2 separate regions of the Homo sapiens genome follow, and region 2 is linked to region 1. The links are chromatin loops, found by intact Hi-C in ENCODE. Cell type or tissue: prostate gland. All regions are shown on one strand.

Evidence for each region. Peaks named below come from ENCODE experiments on the same cell type or tissue, not always from the same donor. Only the 100,000 strongest peaks of a DNase experiment are listed, where the experiment ranks them.
Region 2: a loop joins it to region 1, with 3 times the contacts of the local background. A loop is called at or near these places in 52 of 110 quality-filtered maps.

What each region holds. Positions count from the first base shown.
Region 1 is chr4:88,455,566-88,458,065 of GRCh38, reverse strand. HERC5 (HECT and RLD domain containing E3 ubiquitin protein ligase 5) reads right to left here and starts at 947. Exons shown (of 23, transcript NM_016323.4): 1 at 532-947. The coding sequence starts at 796. The region is part of intron 1 of LOC102723458 (a long non-coding RNA gene); the gene reads left to right. RefSeq lists an enhancer at 888-1,317. In prostate gland, CTCF peaks have their summits at 1,007 and 1,207 (motif pointing right); DNase peaks (open chromatin) are centred at 475 and 1,125; H3K4me3 peaks cover 1,701 bases; H3K27ac peaks cover 1,711 bases.
Region 2 is chr4:88,296,191-88,298,690 of GRCh38, reverse strand. All of the region lies in intron 1 of PPM1K-DT (PPM1K divergent transcript), which reads right to left. Among named protein-coding and RNA genes, the nearest start is that of PPM1K-DT, 13 kb to the right of the region's middle. RefSeq lists an enhancer at 1,370-2,336. In prostate gland, no CTCF peak of the experiment used is centred here; no DNase peak of the experiment used is centred here.

The sequences.
Region 1 (2,500 bases):
AAACTCGCAGCAAGATACCAATTTCTTCACTCCACAGATGGGCAAAATTTTAAAGAACGCGGGCAACTATTTCCCCCACTTCGATGAGAATGTGGGAGAAGTGCAACTGAAGGCCAAGGTAAAATCCCATCACTGAGAACGACTCCCAAAGTTGGAGCAGTGACTACTTTCTCAAAACGAGACAGTGGGAGATGCGGCGGGCGGGGGACGGGGGTACAAACTTGAACAGAAACCTATGAGAAAGCCAGACTGGCTAAAAGGATGAAGACGGTGCCCGCATGCCCCGCACCGGCCACTTTGCTGAGCGGAGGATCCGCTGGTCGCCAGTATCCCGCTCACCCCGCGCCTGACACTGACCGGGATAAAAGACAGCTCAGGTGCGCCGTCGGCGAAACTATCCGAGCCAGGCGCGCGTCTGCGGCCTTCTGGGCTCTCCTCCCTCAGGCGCGGACCCCCGGCTGCCCGCCCCTCACAGCCCTCAGCCCTCACCCCTCACAGCCCTCACAGCCCTCACACACCAGCCCCACTCACTCGGCGTCCGGGCGCCGCCGCTCCCGGCGAGCAGCTGGTGAACCTGGACGCCCGCCCCGCCGCGTTCCAAGACCGCGAGGCGCCCCGGCGAGCAGCAGAGTTGGCGCGTCACCTCCACCCTCCGGAGCAGCGCGCGGTGGAGGCCCGCGGCGCTGGGAAAGAGCCAGAGCTGTGCGCCCGGAGACTTCGCGGGCTGGGTCGCGGCGGCCTTGCCCGCGGTCGAGCGCCCGTTGCGCCGCGACTTCCTCCGCGACCTCCGCTCCATCGCCGCTTTGCGGGGTCCCAGGCCCAGAGGCGAGAGGAGAGAACGCCTGGTCCCGGGACTGAGCGCGCCCACTGCCTCAGGCGTTGCGCTGCAGAGCGGGAACCAGCTGCGCGCAGCTGCGTGGCGTCGGGGAACCGCAGCCTCAGCTACTGAGCCCCTGCCGGGACGCCACGCCCCCCACGTGCTGTTTGGGGGCGGGGCCTGCAGCTCCAGTGGAAAACGAAACATAATGTTTGTTGTTGTTTTTAGGGGGCGGAATCGAAAAGGAAAAGGAAACTGTAATGAGAGTGACTTGGCAGGCGGCCAAAGGCAACAGGTCGTTGGCTGGGGTAAAGGCCGATGGGCTGGACTGAGAAAGTGTCCCCGGGCGGGCAGCGGCCACCTTAACTCCTGGACGGAATGGCTTTCGAGGAAACGCTGCAGTTCCACTAGGAGGCACCCTGACACACGCATTTCCAGAGGGAGGGATAACGGAAGCCAAAGTTTGTTAAGCGTTGTGCGCCGCGGCCGGGCGCGGTGATTCACGCCTGTAATCCCAGCACTTTGGGGGGCCGAGGCGGGCGGATCACGACGTCAGGAGATCGAGACCATTCTGGCTAACACGGTGAAACCCCGTCTCTACTAAAAATACAAAAACAAAATTAGCTGGGCGTGGTGGCGGGCGCCTGTAGTCCCAGCTACTCGGGAGGCTGAGGTGGGAGAATGGCGGGAACCCGGGAGGCGGAGTTTGCAGTGAGCCGAGATTGCGCCACTGCACTCCAGCCTGGGCGACAGAGCGAGACTATGTATCAAAAAAAAAAATGCGTTGTGCGCCGGGCTGAAACCGGCATAAAACTGGGCAGAGCTATGCAGGCAGCTACCCTCCCCCCCACCCCTACCCCCACCCCCACCCCCCTCGTGCCCGCTCCGCTACGTATTCCCGTATTCCCGGGTGCCTGGCAACAGTGATGTGCTTTAGGCCTTTTTTAGAATGCATACAAACGGAACCATATCTAAGTGATGTCTGGCTTTTTTAACTTAGCACAATGCTTTGAGATTCATACTATTGTGTTTAATTAGTAATTCATTTGTGTTATTGTTGAATGGTAGTCTATCATATGGGTAAGCCACAGTTTATTTATCCATTCACCAATTGATGGGCCTGTCGGTTGTAGGGAACAGGAGAAAACTTCCCCTTTGCCCTCTGAAGGGTCACCGAAAATCAACTGACAAGGCTGGGCCTGGGCTCCTGCCTGTAACCCCAGCCCTTTTTTAGCCCAAGGCAGGAGGATCTCTTCTTTGTGAAGTGTGTATTCAAATCTTTTGACCATTTATTTATTAGCTAGCTTGACTTTTTATCTAAGAGTTCTTTATATATTATTGAGTTCTTTATATGTTTCATACCATGTTCTTTATTAGCTATACGTTTTGAAATGTTTTCTACCTGTCTGTGGCTTGCCTCTTCATTTTAAGTGTCTTTTGAAGCACTGAAGTTTTCAATTTTGATGTAATTTATCCATTTTTTTCTTTTACATAGTTCATACCTTTTTTGTCCTACTTAAGACATTTTTGCTAAATTCAAGATTATAAGATTTCCTCATTTGTTACCTTCTGGAAGTTTTATAATTGTTGGTCTTCATTATATTTAAAATGAATTATTCTTTATAGTATCGATAGATGCTGGAGGCAGATAAGGGAGGGTCCCTGGAGAATCTCTGACCTGCC
Region 2 (2,500 bases), 160 kb after region 1:
AAAATCATGAAATCGTGTGGCCACACCAACACCTATATAAGAATGTTTATAGCAGCATTATTTGTAATAGCTAAGAAGTGGAAATAACCCAAATGTCCATCAACTGATGAACAGATAAACAAAATGCAATATCTACCACTTAAAAAAATGAAAATGCAGAATAGAACCTCACTAAACATAATGTTGTGGGTTAGCAACGGCTATCTGGACCAGTGGCGTGTGTGTAAAATAATTTACCAAGGCAGTTGTAGATAAAGAAAGGCAGATTTATTAGAGAAAGTATAAAAATATGTTGCCAGGGAGCAAGTGGTAGAATCAGAAGAAGAGCTGGCTATCAGGAAACAAAGGCTTGCTGGAGATTTTATAGACTTAGTGTTTATGCTGTATGCTCAAGAGGGCTTTGTGCAGTACTGATAATGCCAAGGTTGCGGTGAGCTAACTTGCAGGTGTCTGCTGATAGCTGGGTGCGGGATGATTGTGAGTTATTTGTGTAGAAGGGCTATGTGTCCCGGACCATGAAGAAAGGCAGACTTACAGCTTATCGGCTTTCTCTTTTTGCTTTCCCTTGGTCCCACCAACCTAACTCCTTTTCTCTAATGAGGGCTCCACACATATGTGTAAGCGATCATTTGTCTTTAATAAGGTACCAAAAACTTGCTTTCTCATAGCAGAGTAGTCAGGATAGTTGTTCTTCTTACATGGTGCCAGACTTCCAAGAGGCAGGGAGTGGAAGTTGCTAGTCCTCTAAAAGGTTAGGGATTACTTCACTGTATTTTATTTGTCAGAGCAGTCACAGTCAGCTCAGATTCAAGAGTACAAAAATAGAATTCACCTCTCGATGGAGGAATAGTATGTGAGCACAGGAAGGAAAGAACTGGAGATAAGCTATCACAAAGATAGAATGGGTTGGGGAGCTAGAAAACAGATTTAATATGTCAGGAGCCACTAACAACTGAAGATCAATCTAGAATTAAAGTAATTAAAATTCAGATATACATGATAGTGGATTGAATTGTTGGTCTCAAGCCTTCACCCTCCATGCATCCACACACTTGTCATATGGAGAGTAAACTTCCCTGCCTCTTGATTTTGGGCTTAGCCATATTGTATTCTTTATCTATTGCTGCATCCCAAACCATCCCCAAATTTAGTGGCTTAAAACAACTATGCAACAATTCTGCAGGTTGGATAGGGGTTCTTTTGCTGCTCTTACCTGGGATCACTCATGAAGTTACATCCAGCTGTTGGGTCAGCTGAGAGCTGAGCTAGGAAATTGGGATGCTTGGGCCTCTGTCCATGTGGGCTTTCATTCACACAGAGGTTAATCTGAGCTGGGCTTCCTGATCCTCCTGTCTTGGCTGTAGCATTCCAAGAGGGTGTGAATGGGACTGCAAGGGTCTTATTAGACTACGGCTTACAAGCCATAAATTTCACTTCTACTACATTCTATTGGTCAAAGCAAGTCACAAGCTCATATTCAAGGGGCAAGGAATACATGCAGGGGGAGAAAACTCTACCTCTTGATGGGAGGAACTGAAATTGATTTATGGTCATGTTGAATCTACTGCATATTGATGGCAGCAGTGTGCCATCTGCAGCAGCGGCTGCAGCAAGGAGGCACAGCTGGGGCTGCATGCTGCATAAACCTGGCGGGAGCTGAGGACAAATGGGAGACCCAATCCTTCCAAGTTGGAGCAGGAGCTTCCTGTGTGTGACTGTCACCACCCAAGCCACAGCTATGGATCTGGGCATCCCTGTGCTCTTAGGGCCTGGGGACTAGGCAGGAGCCCCACCCTCCTGGGCACAGCTGCATCTCTCCAAACTGTGGCTGCAGACCCAGGCCTCCTGTTCCAAGGAGCAGGAAGGAGCCCCACTCTCCCCAGTGCAGCTGCAGCCACCCAAACGGGCTGTGGACCCAGGCATCCCTGCACTCTTGGGGGCCCTGGAAGGCCACCCTTGCCCTCACAGGCTCAGAAATGCCTGCTCCCACTGCCTGGCTTCTCTCTGCTGTCAGTGCCTACTCTGATCTCAGAACAAAGTCAGGGCCAAACCTGGGTGCTGTCACAGCCAGGCTGGGTGTCCACACGCTCGGGGCAATGTTGACACACCAGCCCCCTGCTACCTTGGCCCCCTCCAGATTTTGGGTGCTGACAAGCATAGGAGGGAAGCTGAAGTGGGGGGATGCTGAAAGCAGGTTGGCACTGGTCTGAATGCACCCCTTGGCACCTACAGCCTGGGTGCCATGAACAGCAGCAGGATGCAAACATCAGGACAACCAGCTGCAGAGAGGAGCTACCCACTCTAGGGCTTCCTCTCTGCTGAGAGCAGCAGACATTAGGACGACCAGCTGCAGACAGGAGCTACCCACTCCACGGTCTCCTCTGAGCTATTGTCAGTCAATAGAGCCCCTCTTTGTCTTGCTCACCCTCTACTTGTCTGCATACCTCATTTTTCCTGGGTGCAGGACAAGAACTTGGGACCCACCAAATGAGGCTAAGAG